Regions from separate parts of the Homo sapiens genome. Here all the other regions are linked to region 2. The links are chromatin contacts, found by Hi-C or POLR2A ChIA-PET in ENCODE. All regions are on one chromosome and are shown on one strand. The core of a region is the stretch at or near the end of the contact, and the rest is flanking DNA. Distances in the headings are between cores, read along the strand shown.

Region 1 (4,472 bases), core at 1,254-3,753, 680 kb before region 2:
CAAACATCAAAACAAAATATAAATCCTATAGCATGAATATGTGTCTACTTAGTTCCCTAAAATAAGTTTCAAAACTACCTTAATATAATTCTCCCCACCCAGTGTAAACCGGTTTTTCTGAGTGTGGTCTTTGAGTCACCTGTATTTGAATATGAGGAGCTTAACTGGGCCCACTGAATCTGCACTTTTACCAGGTCATTCTCATGCTCAATATTTGGAAGTACTTCCACAGTATCTAAAAATTTTCGCCTCAAGTAAGTCAGTCTTGAACACAAAAGATCAAACTTATGCTTGGTCTTAGAGCAATGAAGAAATAACTAACAGAACGTAAATAATTCAGAAAAACACAGTGGTCCACCGCAAAAGCTATGAAGCTAGCAATTCTGAGTTTACATTTCTATTTCACAACGCACTAGCCATTTGACCGGGCAAACGTGTCCCAGTTTTCTCATCTGTAAAATGGAATACTACCACCTACCTCAGAGCCACGAGGCTAATGAGTTACCAAAGCTCTTAGTAGACGACTGCCAGGTCGGGCACAATGGCTCCCGTCTATATCCCAGCACTTTGGGAGGCCGAAGTGGGAAGATCGCTTGAGACCAGGAGGAATTCAAGACCAGCCTGGGCAACATAAGAGATCCCATCTCTATTTAAAAAAATAAAAATTGAAAAATTAGCCTGGCATAGTGGCACGTGCCTTTAGTCCCAGCAATGCAGGAGGTTGAAGCAGGAGGATGGCTTGAGCCCAGGAGGTTAAGGCCACAATGAGCCATGATCATGCCACTGCACTTCAGCCTGGGCAACAGAACAAGACGCTGTCTCAAAGTAAAAAACAAAAAACAAACCAAAAAAACCCTTGTGGCTAATGGCTATACTCTTATTTGCTGAATCTTTGGAATTTACATCCATTTCCAACGATGTAATACAAAACCATGAAGGATCTCATATTTTGCATTGCTTCAAACTCAGGTGCTTCTCAAATAAAACAAAACTAGGTGACTGACTCTGAAAATGGCACAGGTTAAGAATCTGTTTTCCAAATCTGTTGCAAGAAGATGGAAAAAGACAAAAGAACTGAAAACTCCCAAACTTTTCACAGCAAAATAGAACTACATTTAATCATCCATATCAGAGAAGATTCAAAAAAGCAGTTGGGTGACTGGGCTAAGGTAGAAGACTATTCAATAAAAATCTCACATCTTGCCATTTTCCCTCCCTCTCACAATCTGCATTTAAACAAGTCAATTTCCTGAAATAGGAATCTGGCAACACCCACCAAAAAGTCCAACCATATGTAAAATGGCATCACACTGTAAAGCTCATATTACAGTATCAGGACAATTGATACTTTCAACAGCAGCAATGGCTGCCAGGCAGCGGTCCTGAATTGAAGACTTGTAAAGGGGAGAAAATACACAACACAGAAAAAGAAACCTAATAAAATGGGGAAACGGATTCTCTGGGAGGAGCGTATGCAACTCCCAAGGCAAAATTCAGAAAGATGTTGTTTCCCCTCAAAACAAAGAGCCTTAATGCCCAGAATGCCACAGTTCTGAATCGTGAGTACCTGCAAATAGACAGAAGGAAAACGGAGGGGATATGTGGGTGAGAGATGACCTGGATTCTCACGAGAAGAAGGGCAGCCACCTTAGAGGTGCACGGAATACAGTTTCAGGCCTGGTGCAACTCAAGGGGCAGTTCACCATTTTCCAGTAAGCCCGAAATTGACGAATAAAAGGGACTTAAAGTATTAGAGAGCAGCTCTTTGGAAACCCACGGAAAACAAACATTGGGGATTCAAAGGATTTGGGAGGAAAGGAGGTGGAAATGAGTCAAAAGAAGCCTTCTCGAGGATAAAATCATGTGACCCTCAGGAAGAGAATGCCCAAGGAGCTAAGAAAAGGGAGGACAGGTCCTGGGGAAAAGCCCTCCACTCCAACAAGCGGGAAGTGCATACCAATGGGTGCGGGGGGGCCCCCGAAGGTACCGCTTTCGGAGCACCCGAGGCCTCCAGCCGGATGTCAGGCCACGCACCAACGAGGGACCACCGTGCGGGGACAGTGTCCGCGCGCGGGAAAAACGGCGGCGGGGCCGGAAGGGGACAGGGTGGGCCGGAAGGGGGGGCAGGGCGGGCCGGGAGGGCGCCCCACGGAACACTTACGCGGCCGCTTTTTCCTCAGGCTTTCGACGCGCTGGCGGGAGACCGAGGTGGGGCCGCTGTAAGAGCCCAGTCGATCCCGCCTCGTGCCCTCAGCCGAGGCCCCGACCGCGGGCACCGACGCGCTGCTCGCCCGGCGCCGCAGTGGCTCCTGCCGCCGCCCTTCGGGGTCCCCGGCCGCCTGCTCCCCAGCCGACGAGACGGAGGTGGCGGAAGCCCTGCCGTGGCGCTCCATGGGCGCGCCGAGCCGGCCCCCTCCCATCCGCAGCAGCAGTCGCTGCCGCCCGAGCAAGCCCCCCAGCGTCGGATTCCTTCTCGCCTCCTCCGCGGCAGTCCAGCCAGAGCAGAGGCGCGCCCTCGGCCGGCCGCCTCTTCCGTTGCGCCAACGCGCAGGAAGCCAATCCGACGAGGCTGGGGACGGCCCAAAGGCCTCGCGTCCAGTCGGCTCCCTAACTCGAGGAGGATTGACCGTGCCTCCGTCCAATGAGAGGCTATCGTGACGGGGCGGGGAGAGGGTGGTGGAGGAGGGGATCCGGGTTCCGCGGAGGAAGAGAAGGCGGTGTAGCCCAGAAGAGAGTGATGGCGGCGCCGCCCAATGGACGCGTGGGTGGAAGGGCCCGAGCCTCCTCATCCACCCCCTCCTTCCGCCCCCCACTTGTGCATGCCTCTGCCCCCCCGGGCCGCGGAACTCTCCTGGGGCGACCCCGAGTCCCACCCCGCTGCTCCGTGCCGTCCTCGCAGCTCGAGCCCTCCTCCAGCCCAGCAGTGCTCCCGCAGCGTCTGGCCGCTGGTCGTCGGCAGACGAAAGGGCTTGAACCGCGGCTGACCTTAGCCTTTGTCCCTCGGCCTAGTTCCGCAGCTGCCGTCGAGGCCGCCAGCCCCTCCCCCAGCATGTTTGGGCTAAGCCGCCTCCTTTCCGCCTGCGTTGGAGAGAGAGGTACCAGAAGGAATGAAAGGACTGGGGCTTGTCTCCATGGCAACTGAAAGAAAGAGGTGGGTTATAAATCCTTCGCCACCCTCCTGTGGCGAAGGAGGGGAAGTGGGAGCCGGGAAGTAGAGTTGGCCTTTTGCAGGAGAGTCTGGAGCCCCTTTCTGGGTGATGCATTGGGGGCCATAGAAGGATTTGGCTGCCGCTTTGGAGCATGGATTTTTTTTTTAATCATCTTCCTTTCTCTTTTGGAGAGAAAAATTGGTCACCTCCAGGACTGAGACCCTGACCCTTCCAAGCATCCCCACTACCAAAGGCTGCCCAAGCCCGGAAGGATCCCATCCCGTTCTGTACTCTGAGGTCACTTCCTCACTCCGTCAAATTTCACTGGACTGTGGGCTAATTAAAAGTGCCTCCGTATTAGCGGGGCGTGGTGGCCCATGCCTATAATCCCAGCTACTTGGGAAGCTGAGGCAGGAAAATTGCTTGAACCCGGGTGGCGGAGGCTGCAGTGACCCAACATTGTGCAACAAGAGCGAAACTCCGTCTCAAAAAAAATAAAAAATAAAAAAGAGTGCCTCCCTGGGGAGACTGTAATGCCCACTGGGCAGTGATCCTAATGCCCCTTGGGCAGTGATCCTTATTCCCCTCTCCCATAATGATTGGTTGTAGCAGGCTGAACAAAAAGGTTGAGCTTCGCTTGTGCTTGCTGAATAGAATTCTCACGCCCACTCCACGTTAGCTCCCCTCACTGTAGGACTAGCTCTGAAAATTCTAGCTCCTGTAGGAAGCCAACACAGACGGATCTACAAGAACCAAAAACAGCTATAGCTACTCTTCTAAATCTCAGTGCCTGACATTGCCTCTCTTTCTGCCTCCTCTCTCCACCCCCCAAAAAATGTGGTCCTCCTTGACCTGAGGGAGCTTCCGTCCAAGTCTGAGCTCTGATCATCCTGAAGAATCAAAGTATCATCATCCCTTGGCTGGCAAGATGAACTCCAACATCAAAACACTTGAAACAGTAGTATTTTTACACAATTTGCCCACTGCCTCTACATCTCACTTAGTCCTTGCAGTAACATTTGGATGATGAGGTAACTTATCCAGAAGCACAAAGCCTAAAGAATGACAGAGCTTGGACTCCTGAGAAGTTCAGCTACTGCCCGCCTTATGATAACCAAAAGAAAGCGGCCGGGCGCAGTGGCTCAACTCCTGTAATCCCAGCACTTTGGGAGGCCGAGGCGTGCGAATCACAAGGTCAGGAGTCCGAGACCAGCCTGGCCAACACAGGGAAACCCCGTCTCTACTAAAAAAAACAAACACAAAAATTAGTTGGGCGTGGTGGTGGGCACCTGTAATCCCAGCTACTTGGGAGGCTGAGGCAGG
Region 2 (4,486 bases), core at 1,987-4,486:
GTTGAAGCGATTCTCCTGCCTCAGCCTCCTGAGTAGCTGGGACTACAAGCACCCCCCACGACGCCCAGCTAATTTCTGCATTTTTAGTAGAGACGGGGTTTCACCATGTTGGCCAGGCTGGTCTCGAACTCCTGACGTCGTGATATGCCCACCTCGGCCTCCCTAAGTGCTGGGATTACAGGCATCAGCCACTGTGTTTTGTTGTTGTTGTTGTTGTTGTTTTGAGATGGAGTCTTGCTCTTGTCGCCCAGGCTTGAGTGCAGTGGCACGATCTCGGCTCACTTCAACCTCCGACTCCCGGGTTCAAGGGATTCTCCTGCCTCAGCCTCCTGAGTAGCTGGGATTACAGACATGCACCACCACACCCAGTGAATTTTTGTACTTTTAGTAGAGGTGGGGTTTCACCATATTGACCAGGCTGGTCTCAAACTCCTGACCTCAGGAGATCCCTCCACCTCAGCCTCCCAAAGTGCTGAGATTACAGGCTTGAGCCACGGTGCCCAGCCTCACCTCTCATTCTTAAATCCCAGCTCCTGGTACATAGTAGGTGTTCTGTAATGTAAGATAACTAGCTTGGGCACAGTGGATCACTTGATCCCAGGAGTTCAAGACAAGCCTAGACAACATGGTGAAACCCAGTCTCTACAAAAAATACAAAAAATTAGTTGGGCTTGGGGGCACACACCTGTAGTCACAGCTGTTTAGGAGGCTGAGGTGGGAGGATCACCTGAGCCTGGGAAGTCGAGGCTGCAGTGAGCCAAGAGTGCCACTGTACTCTAGCCTGGGTGATGTGAGTGAGACCCTGTCTCAAAAAACCAACAAACAAAAAGATCACAACTGACATCTATAATTACAAGTCCATAGATAACTTTCTTTTTCATTCTTTTATTTATTTATTTTTTTTGAGATGGAGTCTTGCTCTGTTGCCCAGGCTGAAGTACAGTGGTGTGGTCCCGGCTCACTGCAACCTCTGCATATTGGGTTCGAGCAGTTCTCCCACCTCAGCCTCCTGAGTAGCTGGGACTCCAGGCATGCACCACCATGCCTGGTTAATTTTTGTATCTTTCTTCTTCTTTTTTTTTTTTTTTTGAGACAGTCTCACTCTGTCGCCCAGGCTGGAGTGCAGTGGCGCGATCTCAGCTCACTGCAAGCTCCGCCTCCCGGGTCCCCACCATTCTCCTGCCTCAGCCTCCCAAGTAGCTGGGACTACAGGCGCCCACCACCACGCCTGGCTAATTTTTTTGTATTTTTAGTAGAGACGGGGTTTCACCGTGTTAGCCAGGATGGTTTTGATCTCCTGACCTCGTGATCCGCCTGCCTCAGCCTCCCGAAGTGCTGGGATTATGGGCATGAGCCACCACACCCGGCTAATTTTGTATTTTTAGTAGAGATGGGGTTTCTCCATGTTGGTCAGGCTGGTCTCAAATTCCCGACCTCAGGTGATCCACCCACCTCGACCTCCCAAAGTGTTGGTTGGGATTGTAGGCGTGAGCCACGGTGCCCAGCTTTTTTTTTTTTTTTTTTTTTTTTGAGACTGAGTCTCACTCTGTTGCCCAGGCTGGAGTGCAATAGTGTGATCTCGGCTCACTGCAACCTCTGCCTCCCGGCTTCGAGAGATTCTCCTGCCTCAGCCTCCCAAGTAGCTGGGATTACAGGCACCCACCACCACGCCAAGCTAATTTTGTATTTTTAGTAGAGACAGGGTTTCACTGTGTTTGTCAGGCTGGTCTCAAACTCCTGAGTTCAGGTGATCCACCCACCTCAGCCTCCCAAAGTGCTGGGATTACAGGTGTGAGCCACCTCGCCCAGCCCATATTTTTTCTTTTTCTTTTTCTTTCTTTCTTTCTTTTTTTTTTTTTTTTGAGACAGAGTCTTGCTCTGTCGCTCAGGCTGGTGTGCAGTGGTGCAATCTTGGCTCACTGCAACGTCCGCCCCCTGGGTTCAAGTGATTCTCCTGCCTCAGCCTCCCGAGTAGCTGGGATTACAGGCATGTGCCACCACGCCCCACTCATTGTTTGTATTTTTAGTAGAGACAGGATTTCATCACGTCAGCTAGGCTGGTTTTGAACACTTGACCTGAAGTGATCCGCCCACCTCGGCCTCCCAAAGTGCTAGGATTACAGGGGAGAGCCACCTCATCTGGCCCGTATTTTTTCAAATCCCTTTCTCACCATTGTTCATTGGTCCTGAATTTATTTTTATTTATTTTTATTTTCTGAGACAGGGTCTCACTCTATCACCCAGGCTGGAGTGCACTGGCATGATCATGGCTCACTGCAGCCTCGACCTCCCTGGGCTCAGGTGATCTTCCCACCTCATCTTCCCAAGTACCTGGAATCACAGGTGCATGCCACCACACCTGGCTAATTTTTGTATTTTGTAGAGACAGGGTTTCATCATGTTGCCCAGGCTGGTCTTGAACTCCTAGGCTCACCTCTACCTAGACTTCCCAAAGTATTGGGTTAACAGACGAGCCTCTGTGCCTGGCTCCTGAAATAAATCTTTACTTCTGTTATCATGTATACAAAAAGCTTAATAAATTCCAGTACTGCCCTCCCCTCCCCTCCCCTTCCCCTCAAAAGAAAGAAAGAAAGAAAGAAATTCAGTGTCACAGATACAGCAAAACCCCAACCCGCTTCCCTCCTCCTAGAGGTAATCGCTATCCTGAAGTTGGTGTGCATCAGTCCCAAGCCTCTTTTCGTACTTTTTCCACGGTTGTTTCCATAAACACTATGTGGGATTGTTTAGTGATTTTTAAAACATATATAGTCCGGGCGCGGTGGCTCACGCCTGTAATCCCAGCACTTTGGGAGGCCAAGGTGGGTGGATCACAAGGTCAGGAGTTCGAGACCAGCCTGGCCAACACGGTGAAACCCCCATCTCTACTAAAAATACAAAAATTAGCCGGGCGTGGTGGCGGGCGCCTGTAATCCCAGCTACTCGGGAGTCTGAGGCAGGAGAATCGCTTGAACCTGGGAGGTGGAGGTTGCAGTGAGCCGAGATCGCACCACCGCACTCCAGCCTGTGCGACAGAGACTCCGTCTCAAAAAAAAAAAACATACATAGATGTTTTCTACTGGACATACCGTCTGCTATAATTTCCTCTTAACATTGTGGGTTTCTTTACACCCCCCAAACTCATTTTAATGTCTGACATTAAAGCCTCTCTGTGATGTGCCGCTGGGCGGGGCTCCGAGTAGTGGGCGGAGTCTAGATTGGGAAATAGGGGCGGGGCCTATGAGATCCCGGCCTCAGGGTGGACGCAGTGGTTCTGCACTGAGGCCCTCGTCATGGTGGCGCCTGTGTGGTACTTGGTAGCGGCGGCTCTGCTAGTCGGCTTTATCCTCTTCCTGACTCGCAGCCGGGGCCGGGCGGCATCAGGTAGGAGATGCCGCTGCACCAGGGTTGGTGGTACCGGGTTTTCTGGCCTTCTGAGCCTTTGTGGACCGTCGCGCCGCGGCTCCTGCGCGTGCGCACCTGGGCGGGCGGGACGCATGCGCGTCCGTGCGCTAGTCGTGTGCCGGGTGGGGCTTCCGCAGTGCCCTACCTGGAATCGGTGGCCGCGCCGCTACCCCTTTCTCTCGACTCCAAGCCAGAGTCTGGCCTCATCCCTCTCTTCACCCCCGGGAACTCCATACCTCCAAAGGCCTGAGGCCCTGGCCGGCGCACACTCCCATCCGTCACCGTCGGGGCCCTTTCCCTCTGCACCTGTTAGGGAGGCCGCAGGGGTTTTCCATTCCTCCCAGCCTGGCTCCAGAGCAGGTGCCAGGAAGGGGGCATCTGAATATTTTCTGCCTGTCCCCCACGAGCTGGAGAAGCGCGAGGCGGCTCCAGGAAATTCCTGAAGCTCTCTCCCTTCCCGCCAAGGAGAGGGCCCACTCTCCCTCCCCAATCCGCTCCCCGATCAGAAGGCCATGTCATTGGCCAGGGCACAGAACAGATACACCCATCCTCCCTCTTTCCCCCCATTTCTGGTCAGCGGGCGGGTTTGTATATGTGTTTTCCTGCTCCCTGGGCCCACAAGCTACCTCTGAGCACCTGCGCGCTCCCAGGAGCGGAAGGGACACGCTGAGGGAAGGCGGAGATCCAGCAGGTCTTCCCGGGGGAGGCTCGGCCACCGCCGGGAAGTGTACTCTCTGGCTGGGGAGCCAGATAAAACCACAGGTGGTGTTAGGCGAGAAATCAGTGGATTCCTGCAGGGGGTACTCGATGAGAGCTGGGGACATCAGGATAGGGGCCTCCTGACAGGCCAGCTGGAAAGGTGGAGCCGGGAGGGGAGAGGAGTATTCACACAGGCCCGAGGGAAGGGCTGAGCCCCCGCCTGGGACCAAGCTGTGGGCCTGGTGGAAAAGGCCTTGCCAGTCAGACTGAGAAGTCGGGGCCTTGTGCTGTGGGCAGCAGGCCGCTAAGCAGAGGAGGTGAGGCTTCCGGGCTGCCGCTCCTCCTGCCATGGGCCGGGCTGGGCTTATAGGCAGCATTGTCATTT
Region 3 (4,163 bases), core at 738-3,237, 580 kb before region 2:
AGAGGAAAGAAAGAAAAGATGCATGGCAAGGAGTTCTCATCCAGGTAATCTTAGATTCATTTTTGCCCAGTGACCACACACTCCTCTTGGGCCAAGCAGTGCTCTGGAAAAGTCTCCCACGTGTTCTTTTGGACCTTGAGATTAAAAGAATATCTTTTATATCTCAGGGATAGGGAAGTCCTCTCTAAGTAAGACACAAAACCCCGAAGCAATAAGGAAAAAATTGACAGGTTGAAGATTAAAAACTTCTCATATCCAAAAGATTCCCTAAACTAACTTAGACAAGTGGCAGACAGGGAGAAAACATTTGCAACATACTTAACAAGATCTTTTCTTCAGAGCATGTAAAGAGCTCCTAAAAGTCAAGAAAAAGACAAACACATGGTCAAAGGATATGACTAGAAAATTCACAGGATTCAAATGGCCAAGAAACATACGAAAACAGAAATTTGCACTAAAACAGCAGTGAGTTACACTTTCTTCCTTTGGCTTCCAGAATGCCACAGTAGCCTGGTTTTTCTCCTGCTTCAGGGGCTCCTCCACTTCAAGAGTCTCTATTTGGTTCTTTCTTTCTTTCTTTCTTTTTTTTTGAGATGGAGTCTCACTCTTTTGCCCAGGCTGGAGTGCAGTGGCATGATCTTGGCTCCCTGCAACCTCTGCCTCCCAGGCTCAAGCGATTCTCCTGCCTCAGCCTCCCGAATAGCTGGGACTACAGGTGAGTGCCACCACACTTGGCTAATTTTTTGTATTTTTAGTAGAGACGGAGTTTCACTATATTGGCCAGGCTGGTCTTGAACTCCTGATCTCAAGTGGTCCCGCCTGCTTCGGCCTCCTAAAGTGCTGGGATTACAGACGTGAGCCACTGCACCTGGCCTCTTTCTTGAGCCCTTAACCTTGGAGGACCCAGGGCACTGTCCTTGGTCCTCTTTTCTTCTTTGTCTACACTCACCCACAGCTTCATCCAGCCCCAGGTCCTCAGCCTGTCCCCCTGGGTCACAGCCTTCCCCTCTGCCAATGCTGGAGTTCCCCTTAGTGCTGCCCTAAGAGATTTTTAAAAACACAGCTATACATTCATTGTTTTAAGAGCTTGGCATTTTAATGTTTTGCTGCAGGAGAGGGAGGCTTCAGGGATTCACACTTATGTATATACATGATGTTATTTCTGTAAGTGCAAACACATACATTTATGGCTATATGCATGGAAAAGCCCAGAAAGTGACACACCAAGATGTTATGAGTGTTTATCTATGGGTTGTGGGATTACTAGAACTTTAAAAATGTCATTAGCACCATCAAATAGATTTACAACTGTAATGCTGATTTTAAAAATAACTTAAGTGTGTAACAATAGGTTACATACGCTAGTGTTCATTCATAGCTGGAATGCTACACAATCATTAAAAAGCGTGTTGGCAATGATACTTACCGATATGGCAAAATTCTCACTACTTGATGCCAGGTAAAACAGCAGGAGATGCCAGATATACAGTCTATACAGTCTGATGCCAGTTTTATATAATAAATTTTTAAAAAGAAAACGACATGCATCTAGAGAAAAGACTGGAAGGAAATGTATCAAAATGTTACCTGTGCATCTCTCCAGGTGACGTGAAAAGCGTTTTTCAACTTCTTGAATTTTTCAGGTTCCGCAAAAAAAAAAGTGCGTTATTTTTACCTTAATTAAAAAAAAAAAAAACAAACAAAAACCCTGGTTCTTATTCTTTTTGAGCAGCAAGTCGCTGTCCGCCGGGCGCAGTAGCGATGCACCGCGTCCCCGCCCGCGTCGCTGCCGGGTCGCCGGAGGCCGCAGCACGGGCAGGTCCAGCAGGCCGCAGCGCCCCCCCGCGGTATGTCCCGGCGGCGGGAAGGGGGTGGGCGCGGAGGGCGGGGAGGAGGCGCCGGGCGTCCCCGCGCTTCCCGCGAGATCCCGCTCCGCCCGCTCCGCCCCGCTCGCCGCGCTCCCAGCTCCCCGCGCCGCGGCACTTCCTGCCTTCCGCGCCCGCGCCGCCCGCCCTCGTCTGCGCCCGTCGCCTGCCGCCCGCCGCCCGGCGACGCGCCCGCCGGCGTCCCCGGAGGTGCCCCCGGCCCGGCCGGGTCGTCGCCCCGCCGCCGCGCCCGCGAGCCGCTTTGTCTCGGGCGGGGCGCGCGGGAGAGGCCGCCAGGTGCCCCCCGCCACGGGCCCGGGCCCCCCGCCCCGGGGCGGCGGCGGCGGCGCCGGGCCCCGGGGCGGGGGGCGCGCCGGGATGGGCCCCAAGAGGCGACAGCTGACGTTCCGGGAGAAGTCACGGATCATCCAGGAGGTGGAGGAGAATCCGGACCTGCGCAAGGGCGAGATCGCGCGGCGCTTCAACATCCCGCCGTCCACGCTGAGCACGATCCTGAAGAACAAGCGCGCCATCCTGGCGTCGGAGCGCAAGTACGGGGTGGCCTCCACCTGCCGCAAGACCAACAAGCTGTCTCCCTACGACAAGCTCGAGGGCTTGCTCATCGCCTGGTTCCAGCAGATCCGCGCCGCCGGCCTGCCGGTCAAGGGCATCATCCTCAAGGAGAAGGCGCTGCGCATAGCCGAGGAGCTGGGCATGGACGACTTCACCGCCTCCAACGGCTGGCTGGACCGCTTCCGCCGGCGCCACGGCGTGGTGTCCTGCAGCGGCGTGGCCCGCGCCCGCGCGCGAAACGCTGCCCCCCGCACCCCGGCGGCGCCTGCCAGTCCGGCCGCGGTGCCCTCGGAGGGCAGTGGCGGGAGCACTACTGGTTGGCGCGCTCGGGAGGAGCAGCCGCCGTCGGTGGCCGAGGGCTACGCCTCGCAGGACGTGTTCAGCGCCACCGAGACCAGTCTATGGTACGACTTCCTGCCCGACCAGGCCGCGGGGCTGTGCGGAGGCGACGGACGGCCGCGTCAAGCCACCCAGCGCCTGAGCGTCCTGCTATGCGCCAATGCCGACGGCAGCGAGAAGCTGCCCCCGCTGGTGGCCGGCAAGTCGGCCAAGCCCCGCGCAGGCCAAGCCGGCCTGCCCTGCGACTACACCGCCAACTCCAAGGGTGGTGTCACCACCCAGGCCCTGGCCAAGTACTTGAAGGCCTTGGACACCCGAATGGCTGCAGAGTCTCGCCGGGTCCTGCTGTTGGCCGGCCGCTTGGCTGCCCAGTCCTTGGACACCTCGGGCCTGCGGCATGTGCAGCTGGCCTTCTTCCCTCCCGGCACCGTGCATCCGCTGGAGAGGGGAGTGGTCCAGCAGGTGAAGGGCCACTACCGCCAGGCCATGCTGCTCAAGGCCATGGCCGCGCTAGAGGGCCAGGATCCCTCAGGCCTGCAGCTGGGTCTCACGGAGGCCCTGCACTTTGTGGCTGCCGCCTGGCAGGCAGTGGAGCCTTCGGACATAGCCGCCTGCTTTCGTGAGGCTGGCTTTGGGGGTGGCCCTAATGCCACCATCACCACTTCCCTCAAGAGTGAGGGAGAGGAAGAGGAGGAGGAGGAGGAAGAAGAGGAGGAGGAAGAGGGTGAAGGAGAGGAAGAGGAGGAGGAAGGGGAGGAGGAGGAGGAGGAAGGGGGGGAAGGAGAGGAATTGGGGGAGGAAGAGGAGGTGGAGGAGGAGGGTGATGTTGATAGTGATGAAGAAGAGGAGGAAGATGAGGAGAGCTCCTCGGAGGGCTTGGAGGCTGAGGACTGGGCCCAGGGAGTAGTGGAGGCCGGTGGCAGCTTCGGGGCTTATGGTGCCCAGGAGGAAGCCCAGTGCCCTACTCTGCATTTCCTGGAAGGTGGGGAGGACTCTGATTCAGACAGTGAGGAAGAGGACGATGAGGAAGAGGATGATGAAGATGAAGACGACGATGATGATGAGGAGGATGGTGATGAGGTGCCTGTACCCAGCTTTGGGGAGGCCATGGCTTACTTTGCCATGGTCAAGAGGTACCTGACCTCCTTCCCCATTGATGACCGCGTGCAGAGCCACATCCTCCACTTGGAACACGATCTGGTTCATGTGACCAGGAAGAACCACGCCAGGCAGGCGGGAGTTCGAGGTCTTGGACATCAAAGCTGAGTCACTGGACCTAGCTGTGCCCCCAACCTAGATTGGCAGCACCACCCCAGGGCAGAGGACTCTCTGGGCACCCGCTGTGCATGGAGCCAGAGTGCAGAGCCCCAGATCCTTTAGTAATGC

Evidence for each region. A loop is a pair of places that touch in the nucleus more often than their neighbours do. ChIA-PET counts read pairs that join two places held with the same protein, here RNA polymerase II (POLR2A). Pooled maps may share reads with other maps.
Region 1: a loop to region 2 is called in a pooled map, with 9 times the contacts of the local background. The contact joins the promoter of PANK2 here to the promoter of DDRGK1 in region 2. A Hi-C loop is called at or near these places in 1 of 37 single-sample maps with no recorded cell type and 6 of 50 pooled maps. POLR2A ChIA-PET finds 5 or more read pairs at or near these places in 3 of 52 experiments (CD8-positive, alpha-beta memory T cell, GM10248 and HEK293T).
Region 3: a loop to region 2 is called in a pooled map, with 2.9 times the contacts of the local background. The contact joins the promoter of CENPB here to the promoter of DDRGK1 in region 2. A Hi-C loop is called at or near these places in 1 of 50 pooled maps. POLR2A ChIA-PET finds 5 or more read pairs at or near these places in 3 of 52 experiments (HepG2, Panc1 and activated B cell).

The regions. Positions count from the first base shown.
Region 1 is chr20:3,887,418-3,891,889 of GRCh38, reverse strand. It overlaps PANK2 (pantothenate kinase 2), which reads right to left and starts at 2,503. Exons shown (of 7, transcript NM_001386393.1): 1 at 2,162-2,503. The coding sequence starts at 2,459. PANK2-AS1 (PANK2 antisense RNA 1) reads left to right here and starts at 2,717. Exons shown (of 2, transcript XR_001754478.3): 1 at 2,717-3,151; 2 at 3,341-4,472. RefSeq lists silencers at 2,119-2,618, 2,809-2,868 and an enhancer at 2,877-3,428.
Region 2 is chr20:3,203,432-3,207,917 of GRCh38, reverse strand. It overlaps DDRGK1 (DDRGK domain containing 1), which reads left to right and starts at 3,236. Exons shown (of 9, transcript NM_023935.3): 1 at 3,236-3,381. The coding sequence starts at 3,291. It also overlaps a transcript of ITPA not described here. RefSeq lists an enhancer at 3,325-3,544.
Region 3 is chr20:3,784,564-3,788,726 of GRCh38, reverse strand. CENPB (centromere protein B) reads left to right here and starts at 1,987. Exons shown (of 1, transcript NM_001810.6): 1 at 1,987-4,163. The coding sequence starts at 2,244. The coding sequence ends at 4,043. It also overlaps a transcript of CDC25B not described here. RefSeq lists a silencer at 1,686-2,035 and enhancers at 1,871-2,580, 2,476-2,615, 2,581-3,291.